Regions from separate parts of the Homo sapiens genome. Here regions 1, 2 and 3 are each linked to region 4. Evidence: chromatin contacts called from ENCODE Hi-C data. All regions are on one chromosome and are shown on one strand. Each heading gives the region's core, a stretch centred on a gene start or an enhancer-like site at or near the end of the contact. The rest is flanking DNA. Distances are from core to core; before and after follow the strand shown. Region 1 has its middle 73 kb from the start of SCP2D1-AS1. Region 2 overlaps DTD1 (D-aminoacyl-tRNA deacylase 1). Region 3 holds the start of LINC00652 (long intergenic non-protein coding RNA 652). Region 4 overlaps SLC24A3 (solute carrier family 24 member 3).

Region 1 (3,329 bases), core at 825-3,324, 760 kb after region 4:
GAAGGCGGCCAATGCCTGGGATTTATTGGGTTACCACTGCAGGCCACTGACATCAGTCATGCTGGACACTGTGGGAGATGGTGTATAACACAGCTCAGAGTTGTCCCCACCTTGGGACAATGATGAGGAAGTGGGGGTATTTATCCATCAAACAGCATCATCATTGGGGTCCTATCTCCCAAACTGCTCAGCTTTGACCAAGCACAACTTGGATGGAGAGATGAAGGGCAAGTGTTGGGTGCAGATGGACAAGGCACCAACCACATCTGCAACACTGCTCTCTCCCCTTGGTGAGCTTGGACAGTTGGGTTTTCTGACCCTCGTCTCTTCTCTTGGGTGGTTATATCTCAACATCATTTCTTGGACACTGCAGGGACTCACTCAGGCTAGGGCCACTTGCTGTTCCACAGCCTCCCGAGTCATGCCCTTTCTCACTGGGATGTCCATAAACTCCAGCCTGCAGGGCTCTGCCCACTCTATCAACTCCTGAAGGTAAACGCTTTCTGGAGCAATATTTTGTATGTACCACTCCTTCTTACAAAACATTTCATGGCTTACCATTCCCTGCAAGGCAATATCCATTCCTCTTAATCTTCTAGGTCTCCACAGGTCACACTCAGCCTGGCTTCTCAGTCTAGGGATCCAGCCAACCTAGCCCCTAAGACAGGAATGACTGGGTCACCTACGCCTTTACTTTCCCCTTAGTCTTCTGCCATCCCCTCAGCCATCCACAGAACTATTATAGAAGGGAAAACAGGGAATGGAGTATCCCTTAGGCTTCAAGCAAGTCTATGGAGAAAATGGCTATGGAGAGGTAGAGGTGGTCACACCCAGGAAACCAAACGCTTTGGCCTCCAGCTGAACTGTAAAGAAGAGGCAGCATGGTAAGCACAATTAATAACAATGTACTTGATATAGTTAGGCTTTGTGTCCCCACCCAAATCTCACCTTGACTTGTAATCCCCAGGTGTTTATGGAGAGACCTGGTAGGAAGTGATTGGATTAAGGGGGTGGTTTCCCCATGCTGTTCTCTCGATAGTGAGTGAGTTCTCACGAGATCTGATGGTTTTATAAGGCAGTTTTCCCCACTCTTGCTAACACTCTCTCTCCTGCCGCCATTTGAAAAGGTCCAAGCTCATTTCCCCCTTGCCTTCCAGCATAATTGTAAGTTTCCTGAGGCCTCCCCAGCCATGTGGAACTGTGAGTCAATTACACCTCTTTCCTTTATAAATTACCCAGTCTCAGGTAGTAACTTTATAGCAGTGTGAAAATCAACTAATAACGTACTATATATTTCCAAATTACTAAAACAGTAGGTTTTAAATATTCTTACAAAAAATAAGTAGATTAGGTGATGGACAGAGTAATTAGCTTGATTTAATTATTTCATAAGTATACACATATCAAAACCTCACACTGTACCGCATAAATATATACAATTATTACTTGTCAGTTAAATTTTTTAAAATAGAGTCCGCCAAGGTGTAATGGGCCTTCATTCCAATGAGATTTCTCTTCTTGGTCTAAAAATAGAGTGACCTACCAGACTAAGAGAACTTTCAGGATATAGAATTTTGACTTTTAAAACCAGAAGCATCCCAGGCAAACAAGGACCAGTTGGTTCCACAGGCCATTTGCTTTGGCCAGCTGGATCAAGCGAGAAAAGATGACTCTGCTGAGATGAAATAGCTCCATGCCTACCAGACAGAGTCTACCATAAACCATAGCCAGATGCATATGTTGCTTATCGCACACATTGCTTCTTTGAAGAGAATAACTAGTGCCAAGCCCCAGCCTAAGCGTGAGCTGGCTGGGTAAGTAAACAGATTGCTCAAGAGAAGTTCTTCAGGGTGGCCTGTGAATGAGCTGCTGACCCTCTCCCATCTTCTGCAGGTGGCTCATTCAATCGCCAAATCTTCCCCCACCCACCATCCCAAAAACCTGACCGCCAGTGACCTCCCAGCTGAAAGACATTGTGTGAAAGAGGAAAACACATTCCAGCTTGGCCACTCAGCAATCTTAATTAAGATAAGCCTGCTTATAAATATTCAACCTGTCACAAAGCTCCATAAGCTCCTCTTTGCTTATGGAATGGCTTAATTGCAAAGTCTGGGTCTTGAGCGCCTGTTGATGTCTCAGACTGATGTAAATACCATTAACCCTGAGAAAAAGGTTGCACCCCTGGCAGCCAGAAGAGAATATGCAAATCTGATGGGGGAAAACAGCTACACATTCCTTTGCACATAAAAAAGAAGCAGCATGCAATGAAAGTTAGGTCTTTCTCCCCTGCTCAGTCTAGAGGTCTGGACGGTGAGCTCAACTCTACCATGAGGACACCAACTTCCAGGGAGGCATTTGGCTTTCCCCAGCCTTATTTTCTTCCATCTGCAAAATGAAGCCATGGATTCAGCTCTTTCAGAGATCTTTTCAGCTCTAGGGGAGTGCTCCATCCCTGAAGATGGGTAAAGACCAAGAGCATGGCTATGGTAAACTGTATAGGTATAGGCTGGAGACAGCTCTGGTGTTGAGGATTTGGGTAATAGAACACTTACTATGAACCCACAATGTGAAGTGGTTACTAAAGAAGGTTTCGTGAGGCCTTAGCTTAAAGTGTCTGCATAGATACTGTTGGGACTGCACCCAGATGACCTCAGAGCCTTCTCACCATTTGTCATGGACTGAATGTGTCCCATCAAATTCATAGGTTGAAGCTCTAACCCCCAATGTGGATGTATTTGGAGTTAGCTTCTTTAAAGAAGTAATTAAGGTTAAATAAAGCATTAGATTCTCAGGTAAAGGCAAAAAGGAAAAAAAAAAAAAGAGGCTGTTAGGGTGGGACTCTAATCCAATCTGACTAGTGTCCTCATAGGAACAGGAAGAGACACCAGGGATGTGCAGGCACAGAAGAAAGGCCAAATAAGGGCACCATTTGGGAAGGTGGCCACCTGCAAGCCAAGGAGAGAAACACTCACCAGAAATCAACCCGGTGGCACCTTGATATTTGATTTCCAGCCTCCAGGATGGTGAGAAAAAAAATTCTGTTGCTCAAAGCACCCACTCTGTGGTATTTTGTCATAGCAGCCCAACCAGACTAATACACCAGTTCTGGGTGCCCAGCCCTCTTCTGTGCACTTCACATTTTTTTTTATTTATGTTTTGACTCAGGTTCTTGCTCTGTTGCTCAAACTGGACAGCAATGGTGTGATCTCAGCTCACTGCCATCTCAACCTCCTGGGCTCAAGTGATCCTCCCACATCAGCCTCCTAAGTAGCTGGGACCACAGGCACACACCAAAATATCCAACTAATTCTTTATTTTTTGTAGAGAGG
Region 2 (3,385 bases), core at 569-3,068, 930 kb after region 4:
AACTGATAAGGACTAAACAATTACAATACTCAGCCTTTGCAAGGGTTTGAGGAAAGGAATATTTTATGTTGGTGATAGGAGTATAAATTTGGGCCTTGGGAATGCAATTTGGCAATGCATATTTTAAAGCACTAAGTATATGCTTGTTATGACCCAGCACTCACACCCATTGGGATTTATCTTGTGGAAAATAACTGGTTGTTAAGCACAAAGATACATGCAAAAGGATGTTCACTGCACTGGTTTTTACAATAGTAAAAACTGTGGAACCACTTAAATACCCATAAGAAGAGAGTTCTTTAAACTATGACATATTCTGTACAGATTGATTTACCACTTGAGGTGTTGATAGGGAAAATAAATGGCTGCAGTAAACAAAAACCACAATTCCCATCTCTTCATCATTAAAAAGCATATATTTTGGGGAAGAGTACAAGAGTCAGCTCTGAGGGACTGTTTGGCAGTGGAGCAGGTAGAAACAGGAGAGCACACACAGGCCCCACCTAGAAGAAAAGACACAAGCAAAAGGACAGCACTGGAGGAGGGGCTCAAATACAAAGGCCAGGCCACCTGCCTAGGGACACACATGTGCAATAGAAGCCACTCAGAGAGAGAAGGAAGAAGGGAGGTGATGAACATAAGGGGCAGGACAGTGGTCATTCCCGGCCAGGGGCAGGCTATGCAGGGAGGAGGCAGGAAGGCCCTGGGTATGGAAGTCGCTCTGCTTCTTAGGCTGGGAGGCAGTACCTAGGCTGTTTGTGTTGTCGTTATGCTTTTGACACATGTGTATTACAGATACTCCTTTTCAGCTATCAAATATTACATAATAAATTTTTTAAAGCACAGAAGTGATGACACTTCATTTTTAGTCATGGCTTTGCCAAAGGGCTCTAATATATGACTTGCTTCCCCACAAAATATCTGAAGAGGAATAAAACCACTATTGATCACAAATGTACAATTCTCCAGTATGCAGCTTGTCAGAGAAAATGAAGTGCTCTTCAAAAGTATTATTATGACACTTCTGCAAATTTAATTGAAATCTCAGCTCTGAATACCCCGGGGCCATGGTTGAGCCTGTTCAGTTTCAGGATCTACCAGTAGCTCACAAAGAACCAGAAATTGAACGTGTGTTATCACTGCCATTTACTTCTGAAAAGAAATGTTAGCAAACCACGACAAAACTGTCATGAACTCTATTTCTGTAGAAGAAAATGTATCTATAAAAGCCTTAGCCATGAGGCGGAAGGATCACTTGAGCCCAGGAGTTCAAGACCAGCCTGGGCAACATGGAAAAACCCCACTCCACAAAAAATACAAAAACTCACCAGACGTGGTGGCACATGCCTGTAGTCCCAGCCCCTTGAGGGGCTGAGGCAGGACGATGGTTTGAGTCCAGGAGGTCAAGGCTGCAGTGAGCCGTGACTGCACCACTGCACTCTAGCCTGGGCAACAGAGTGAGACCCTATCTTAAGCAATCAAGCAAGCAAGCATCGGCCGTAGGTTTGGTACAAACAAAAGCTGCTGTGCCCAGCTCCCAGGTATCTTTGTCATTAGCTTCAATTCAGTTTCAGGATGCTGTCAGGAATTGTCACTCCTGGGAGGAAGTGTGCTAACAATGAAATTGGAGAATGGATGCAATGCTCAGAGCCATCTTACTATTTTTATTCTCCTGACTCAAAATACACCTACCACCAGACAGACCCAGGGGACCCAGGCAGGGGCTTTTCCTGCCACATGAGCACTGCTTTGTGCTCTGAGAAAGCACTGCTGCCAGCCTCAACAGCTGCTCTTGTGAGTTTCCTATGCAAATGAGGCCTCAAAAAGATCTGACAACCTTAGGGCCACATCCCTTTGGTTATTCCACTTCCCCTACTTACAGATTCCCACATCCAGACACCGAAATAGGACTGAGGAGCAACGACCTGTTTGGAATTGAGGCTGGTCCTGGGAGCAGCAATGGCAGATCTCCAAAGTGCTGTCAGAATGCAGACTCCCAGACCCCACCCAGACTTGCAGAACCACAATCTGCATTCTGACAGATCCCCACGGGACTCCTGTGCACCTTGAACTTTAGGAAGCGCTGGGCTAGAGGGCTTATCTTAAACTGAGGTTTCATAGGGAGCACGGTTTTCAATCAGAGTTCGAGTGGCTTTGAAGATGGGCTGACTCCCATCCCCCAGCCAGGTCTTGCTGTGCCACTGACCAGAAGCCAAACTCAGGGTGATGGCCCCGCCCTCTTCCCTACACTCCAGGGGACCTTTTAGCTAGCCCATTGCCCAGGCAGGGCCCTCTTGCCGGCTGAGGGGTCCCCAGTATTCAGCAAGTAGACAAGGCCAGCCAAGGAGGCAGGAAGGCCAGGAGGGGCTGACAGTCTCCAAGTCCATGAAGGGACTGAAAACCCCTCCAGGGTCCTACCCATGCCCCTCCCATCCCCTATCCCACACACTCACAATGTTCCTGCCACTGCTACCTTTCCTTCAGCCCCTTCTCACCTAAGCTCCCTGGAACCCCCTTTCCACAGTGAACAAACCATCTTCTCCATCAGCCTCCCCTCTGCTTCACCCTAGGCCACCTCTCCCACAAATGCCCATCCACCGCTAGGTGGGTGAGTGAAGTGTGCTATATCCACATGATGGAAGATTACATGGAAATAAGGACTGAAGTGCTGACACGTGCCATGGCATGGACAAACACCGATGATGCTCTGCTCTGTGAAAGAAGCCATGCACAAAGGTCACATACTGTGTGCCCTCCTTTACATGGAATGCCCAAAATAGAGAAATCTACAGCTCAGGGCTGGGGAGGATGGTGGGAAGGGGAGAGTGACAGCTAAAAACAGGGGTCTTCTCATGGTGATGGTTGCTCTGCGAATGAACTACAGGCCATGAACTGTGCACTTCACATGTGCGGACTGTGTGGCATGTGAATATCTCACTAAAACTCATTACAGAATAACGTCTCTCCCCACCCAGATCCCTTCCAGGGCCGCCCTCTCCTTCAGGGCCGAAGAGCATCATCAAGGTGTTACAGAAGTCCACCCAGACCCAGCTTCAAACAGCCTCACCAGTCTCCTCGCCACCCACTTCCTCTCGCCTTGCACTTTACCCTCCAGGAATTCTAAACCCTCCTCAGCCCTACCACCTCATCCTGTTTCCTGCCCAAGCCTACATTCATGCCTGGGGCTTCTGAGCCACCTCACACTAGTCTTCTCTCAGGGCTGGGCTGAGGCTGCCCTCCAGGTTCCCACTAAACAACACCTCACCCCCGGGAGCCGTGGGGGAATCCACATTCTGTCATGCAGCTCCAAAGCTCAGGCAGGCCCCTCTGCTCCCACCCATGGGCCCTGCCCAGGCCTCCAGGCACGCGGCCAAGTCCCAGGTAC
Region 3 (3,136 bases), core at 203-2,702, 870 kb after region 4:
TCTTTGAATATATCACAAGTATACTCAACTGGCAATATTTTTTTTAATTAGGTAAAATGTACAAGGTGTATCTTCCCACAAATTAATGAAACTGATTTTGAACAAACAAAATTGACACACAGATACATTTTCTAAGTGATGCACTTTTCCAATGATGTCAGCATTACTCAAAACATTTTTTAGAATATAAACATATAATTGATTTTATAATTGCTGTCAGAAACAAAGGCACATTCTTTTACTGTCCCAGAACATTCAAGATGCTTTCAATTTATTACAAGTACCAAAAGCAGCCACAACTCAAATGGCTCAAGCAGTTAAAGGAATTATTCTTTCCCATAAAAGCGGTCCTGAGGTAGGGCTACAGTGGCTGAACTTCTGCTATGATAAGTATTCAGGGGTTTCCCAGGACACAGCATCAATGCTAAAACTGGCAAAATCCCAATGGACTGATCCCTTCAATGGATGACAGGACCCTCTATGGCTGAAAGACTCTAAAGTTCTTAGTTCTTAGCTGTGACAGGACAGAGAACCGACATGTCCCACCTGCAGCCACACCCATCCCCTTATTATTACTAGATCTTATCAAAAGCTGACTTGAAGAGGAAAAAAGGCCAAAAGACTTCTTTTCTTCACCTAACCGCCGATGCCCTCCTTTTGGTTTTATGGTTCCAACCTGACAGCTACTCTGGGCTACAAAGAGCCCCTTCTTGACAGATGACTGCCAGCTGCAGGCTAGATCAGACTGGTCTCTGGAGATTGCACAGATCGTGAACTTGTGCCCTATGTTTCACCTTTTTGCATTTACAGCCTAATTATAATACATTTAAATGTTAAATCTTCACCCCAGAGTGAACACAGGTCATCCGCTTTTGGATATTCTTCATATGTAAGCCCAGTGCGTGTCTCTAACGAGTTTCCTCCATGAATTTTCATAGGCTTCTCCTGTATGCTACAGAATACGTATATCCTACCTCTCCACCTAGCATAAATACCTACCTTTTCTCCTTCAAAGTATGCTTTATGGCCTCAGGTAGAGGCCTGCTTCCTGCCTGCAAGTTGTAACCTCTTAGAAATAGTTATATTTTGTTTATTTTGATTCTTTTCAGTCGACACATGCAAACAGGAACGAGTTGGCTACTTGAGGGTTGGTTCCTTGTGCATCTCAGTGAGTCTTGAAAAACCCCAGATCCGTCCTTCCTTCCTGCCGCATGTCATCCTAAGGCCAGTGTCTGTCAGGGAGGCAAGGCAGCAGCAGTACTTTTGGGAAACATCCAGAATAACATTAAAAAGCCCCTTTTTCCCCACACGTGTCTTTTATCCAGAGGGTCTGTTTTCCACAAGTTCTTCAGTGATTTCTCCCCAGTCTCATTGGCTGGGATTGGCTTTCACGCCTCTTAACAGGATTGACCATGGTTCATCAAGGGTCAACTTGAAAGCTGAACCCTGCCAACTTTCCCTGAATCTCCTGACTATGGTGGAGGAGTGTGGATCCTGGAACTAAACTGAGGTGATAGGGAGGAAAAGAGAGAAATCAACAGTAAACGCTGCACATCCTCTGTCTGGTAAATGTGCATCACTGATTGTATCCAATCTAGATTCAACCAGAGAGACGGAAGCATTAAGAATGACATAGAATATGGAATTTGCTATAGGGATTTGAGCTTCTACATTTGCGGGAAGGAGCGAGTTGAACACTTAGGAACAGCTGTTGCTGCCGTGTCTGGTGGGGGGCCTGAGAGTGGCAGGACAAGCAGCCTGCCCCAGAAGTGGAAGAAACTGAAAGTGGAGTCCTGAGAGCTGAATCTGCCGCAGGCCCGCGGGCCGCCCGGGAATTAGGAAAGTTAGAGGGGATCCACGCCCACAAGGTAAGCCAGCAGATGGGGACAATTCCCCGGGCTGCGACAGTCCCTAATGTCGGGCACCTACCTTTCAAGCCTACGAGACGACAACACTGCGTCACTTCCGCCTCACGAAGCCCGCATCAGGTCACGTGGCGTGTGCTAACCCCGGAAACCTACAGGCAAGGAATTCTGGGAAACGTAGTTCCCGCTTAGCTAGGTTGACATGGTACAAAGCCACATTACCACGCTAAGTGTGGCTTTGATTTTTAGAAACCGCCTCATGCTAAGTCTAGGGAATACAGTGGTTGAATGGGGTGAGCGCTGACCTTTAGCTATTCTGGAGGAACATGTCACTTTCACTTATTTTCTTTCATGTTTTCCCACCCAGTGCTATGGACTCTGATCGCCCAACCAGAGCAAACCCAGAAGGACAACTCTCCAAGCCTTTCAATCACTCCCACTAACCCGTATTGTGGACACACTATTGTGAGGCCTACTAAGGATGTACTGCTGATGACCTTTTGAAGGTAAGTCAAATGCAGTTAATCCTAAGAGGTTGGTTAGCCCCCTGCATCTTACTGAACACAGTAAATCAAAAGCGCTGTGCCCTTGAGACAAATATGATAAATTCCCTCTGCAGTTTTGAAATGTTTATCAATGCTAAACAAGGTAGGGGGATGTGGGGAGCATGAAAACAGAAAGACAAGGTCTGACAGACACATGGGAGAGATGTCTGTTTCAGAGGCTTAGTTCAAGTGGTTACTGTATTTAGGCTATTTAATTTAAAGGTGGTTACTGTATTTACATACACATCAGAGAAGTCCAAAATTTTAAAGTAAAGATCAGTTTGCAAAGATCTTGTCAAATTATTCGTTTTAAAATGAGGACCCTTATAACAACACAGGTACTTGAAAATATTTTGCTAATGAAAGAAGCTGGACACAAAAGATTACACCATGTACAATTTCATTTATATGAAGTTCTAAAACAGGCAAAACTAATCTATGGTGGGAAAAAAATCAGAATAGAGTTCACCTTGGGAGTTGGGGGTAGACTTAACTGGAAAGGGGCCTAAGGACACCTTCAGGGATAATGAGTGTATGCATTTGTCAAAATTCACCATAGGGGTGAAGAGCACTGATGTCTGCCACTTATTTGAAAAGCATCAAAAAATAAGATGGATTGATGGATGTATACAAGCGTAGGTAGACATATACATAAAACAAATACAGCAGAATATTAATTGCAGAATCTATGTGGCGAGTATATAGTTCAGCCCAGGTCTGAGTCAT
Region 4 (3,420 bases), core at 318-2,817:
GAGAAGGCGGAGGAGGAGGAGGAGGAGGAGGAGGTGGAGGAGGAGGCCTCCACAAAGTCAGGGCTTCTCTACCCTGTGGCTGATGGCAAATATCATTCGGGTTTATCCTTCTCCTTTGAGAGGACTGTGTGGAGGAATGAGAGGACTCAGAAAAGAACAATGAAATGAACAAAAGGGACTAGAAATCAGGACTCTGAGAAAATCTAAATTGGCTTGGCACAGTGGCTCATGCCTGCAATCCTAGCACCTTGGGAGATCAAGGTGGGAGAATCACTTGAGCCATGAGTTTGAGGCTGCAGTGAGCTATGATCTGGCCACTGCATTCCAGCCTTGGGGAGACAGCAAGACCCTGTCTCTAAAAAAACTCTAAACAGAAGCAGGGCTTCCTCATCATGAGAAAGAAGGTGGAGATGAGCTATCAACTGCCTGTGAACATTCAGTGCTGTTATTTGGAGAACAAGCAGCTGGTCATCGCCTCTTCCGAAGACTGGAAATTAGGACTGGCGCTGTTTGCAGAACGTTCCATCGGGAGGGTACCTTGCTGGACCATCTTGATGGAGCATTTGAATCGCTCCCTCAGAAAACTCTACAAACGGCAAGGATGAGGTTCCTTTCACTTGAGTTTGCTGAAGGTTAGGAAATGAATTTGTTATTCCTTAAAGATTTCATGTTATTCAATACATTTAAGACACGTGTTGCGTATCCCTCTGTAGTTTATGCTCTACTAGCTGAGAGTAAAAGAAATCAAAGCAACATCCCCCATCCCTTAGATAAGTATTACTAGTGTAGAAGAAAACTTGAAATCATTTCTTTCTAGACTAGAACAAGTTGCACCCGCAGTTCCTGCAAATGACCACTAAGTGGTGCTCACGTTCCAGTCCTCCCTCCATGTCCAGCCTGCCAAGGTAGTGAAGTTGAAATGAAGTCAGTTCAAGTCCATTTTCGCAGTTCTATTAAATCTCCTGGAAGGAAGGGAATCACCTCAAGGCAGGCAGCCTACTGAAGGCGGCTTTAGCCGCTGCTGTCTTGAGGCAAGGTGGTGTTCCAGGGGCAGGTCCTGCCTGGTGCTCTGTCCTGGGGTCAACACTCTGTCCTCAACGATGAGTTGCACTTGACGGACCTCCTGTTGTGGGCTTTGGAACTGACTCAGCTTCTTCCCCATCAGATTTGTGAAAGCAACCCTTGGGTAAGCGTTCTTCTCTCTGTGCCCTGTTGGTTCTGTTTGGGGGCCAGGCTCTGCGATAGCCCAGAGACCACCAAGGGTGATACTGATAGCTGGATCTCAGATCTGCTGAGCACCAGCTGGTCAGGGGGCCTCTGCCCTCTGACCCACATGTGGTTCATCCAAAGATACCCTTGGCTTCGCCCTGAGGTTTCCACGTGTTCTGCTGCTGAGCTAAATGTTCAACAGGAATGAATTTGAAAAAAGCACTCATTTCCTCCAGGCTTCAGAGAAACGGCTGGGTACCATGGAAACCGGCTTTTCATTCCTGGTGTCTGCTCCAGAATTCTTCCAAGCAAGACGGGCTTACATCAGGCCGGCGAATCCCTGGATATCAGAACAACCCAGAGAGCTGCCAAGGGAATGGAGTGCTCAACATGGAGGAGCAGGGGAGGAAGAGCCAGGAGCCCCTAGTATACGCGGGAGAGAAGAGGCTGGCTGAGCTGGGAGGCAGGTGGCTGTCTCAACATCGCCATGTCAGCCCCTGGGTTTGCTTACTGTAAATTGTCACCATGAAGCAGGAGAGGCTGCATTGCTGAAGCTAAGACTTCATAGCATGTATTGTAATCACTGGCACCATGAGAATTTTAAGCAGTGAAAATAATGGGAGAAAATCAACATCATCGTTTTCTTTCAAGAGACTGAAACCTGAAACTCTTTCCTTCCTTGCTGCAAAGAAAACAGCCCCCCGTAGACTTTTCCCACTCAATATCACGGGAACTCCCTTGAGTGGGTGTAGTTCTCACTTCTTCAGCTCTTGGGTGGGGGTGCAGACGGCTTAGCTAAGGCCATGGTGATTTCATCTGAGGAGAGGGATCCAGTGGAATACACTGGGAAGCTGGCTGTTAGGCACCAGTATCACTTATATTTCAAAGTTAAGCAGAAATTCCTACTTCAGGATGTCTTATAGGCTTGATTGATGAAGGTTGTGGTTGCAGAAGGGCAGGGAAAAAATGACCTACGGGCAGGGCTTTAGCCGAGCTGATCATGTTGTATAAATATATGAAGGCAGGCTACAGGAAAGAAAAAAGGGCAAGTACTGAGGATATAGGAGATGGGGGTTGTTAAACTGAAAGGACTATGTTTGCTGGGCAGGGAAAACCAAAATCAAGCACATAGCTACAGTTTCCACGTTGTTTTCCTTGTTAGAGATGAAAGGCTCCTCTCTGGGGTCTCCAGGCCAGCGGATGCACTTCCCTGTCCAAGCAGCAAATGAGAGTGTAACCGGCCTCCTAGTTTACCCAGTGTCATTAAAGCAGGACTTTCCTTCCTCCTGTTGACAGCAGGGATTACAAAACAGGCGACCTTTGTAAGACCATAGTCGATTTGTTTAAGGATCTTAAAATTCTGTCAAAGTCATTCTCGGTGAGGATCTTCTTGCTACCATAGTTATTCCGACTTTGCCAGAAAGAGAGCTGAAATGTAATGAGGGCAAAATGAGCTGAAAGACCTGAGGGCTGAAATGTAATGAGGGCACAACGAGCTGAAGGACCTCAAGTTTTCCAGTATGAGAATGTCTTAAAGAACTGAAAGTAGATCTACCCTTCAATCCAGCAATCCCACTACTGGGTATCTACCCCGAAGAAAAGAAATCATTCTATCAAAAAGACACCTGCGTGAGTATGTTTATCACAGCACAATTCACAGTTGCAAAGATATGAAACTAACCTGAGTATTCATCAGCTAACGAGTGGATAAGGAAAATATGGTTTATATACACCATGGAATACTACTGAGCCACGAAAAGAAACGAAACAATATCTTTTGCAGCAACTTGGATGGACCTGGAGGCCATTATTCTAAGTGAAGTAACCCAGGAATGGAAAATCAAATACCGTATGTTCTCACTTATAAGTGGGAGCTAAGCTATGTGTATGCAAAGGCATACAGCGTGGTGGCATGGACTTTGGAGACTTAGAAGGTGGGGGGGTGGGAGGAGGGGCAAGGGATACAAAAACTACATATTGGGTATAATGTACACTACTCCGGTGAAGGGAATGCTAAAATTTCAGACTTCACCACTATATAATTCATCCATGTAACCAAAAACCACACGTACCTCAAAAGCCATTGAAATAAAAAAATAAGAACCCCAAGTTTCTAAATTGGAGAGAGAAGAGGTTAATTCCCATGAAAAATGGGTGCAGGAGGGGAGGGTGATGGGTCAGAGGGGCAGGGCCTTGGAGGTCAGCCAGCTG

Evidence for each region. A loop is a pair of places that touch in the nucleus more often than their neighbours do. Pooled maps may share reads with other maps.
Region 1: a map of mammary epithelial cell shows a loop between it and region 4 (22-fold over the local background). The contact joins two enhancer-like sites. A Hi-C loop is called at or near these places in 21 of 168 maps with a recorded cell type or tissue (A673, Caco-2, Panc1 and 11 more), 1 of 37 single-sample maps with no recorded cell type and 28 of 50 pooled maps.
Region 2: a map with no recorded cell type shows a loop between it and region 4 (8-fold over the local background). The contact joins two enhancer-like sites. A Hi-C loop is called at or near these places in 4 of 37 single-sample maps with no recorded cell type and 2 of 50 pooled maps.
Region 3: a loop to region 4 is called in a map of posterior cingulate gyrus, with 2.9 times the contacts of the local background. The contact joins the promoter of LINC00652 here to the enhancer-like site in region 4. A Hi-C loop is called at or near these places in 1 of 168 maps with a recorded cell type or tissue (posterior cingulate gyrus), 5 of 37 single-sample maps with no recorded cell type and 13 of 50 pooled maps.

The regions. Positions count from the first base shown.
Region 1 is chr20:18,901,041-18,904,369 of GRCh38, reverse strand. No RefSeq gene overlaps it. Among named protein-coding and RNA genes, the nearest start is that of SCP2D1-AS1, 73 kb to the right of the region's middle. Within about 2 kb of position 2,074, at least 2 of the 41 ENCODE cell types and tissues checked have a DNase peak (open chromatin) inside an H3K27ac peak, as active enhancers do.
Region 2 is chr20:18,727,109-18,730,493 of GRCh38, reverse strand. The region is part of intron 4 of DTD1 (D-aminoacyl-tRNA deacylase 1); the gene reads right to left. Among named protein-coding and RNA genes, the nearest start is that of DTD1-AS1, 30 kb to the right of the region's middle. RefSeq lists an enhancer at 1,770-2,293. Within about 2 kb of position 1,818, at least 3 of the 41 ENCODE cell types and tissues checked have a DNase peak (open chromatin) inside an H3K27ac peak, as active enhancers do.
Region 3 is chr20:18,792,900-18,796,035 of GRCh38, reverse strand. It overlaps LINC00652 (long intergenic non-protein coding RNA 652), which reads left to right and starts at 1,452. Exons shown (of 4, transcript NR_026883.1): 1 at 1,452-1,868; 2 at 2,233-2,371. It overlaps LCDR (lysosome cell death regulator), which reads right to left and starts at 1,987. Exons shown (of 1, transcript NR_026885.1): 1 at 1-1,987. RefSeq lists an enhancer at 1,772-2,311.
Region 4 is chr20:19,660,023-19,663,442 of GRCh38, reverse strand. The region is part of intron 7 of SLC24A3 (solute carrier family 24 member 3); the gene reads right to left. Among named protein-coding and RNA genes, the nearest start is that of RIN2, 97 kb to the left of the region's middle. Within about 2 kb of position 1,567, at least 4 of the 41 ENCODE cell types and tissues checked have a DNase peak (open chromatin) inside an H3K27ac peak, as active enhancers do.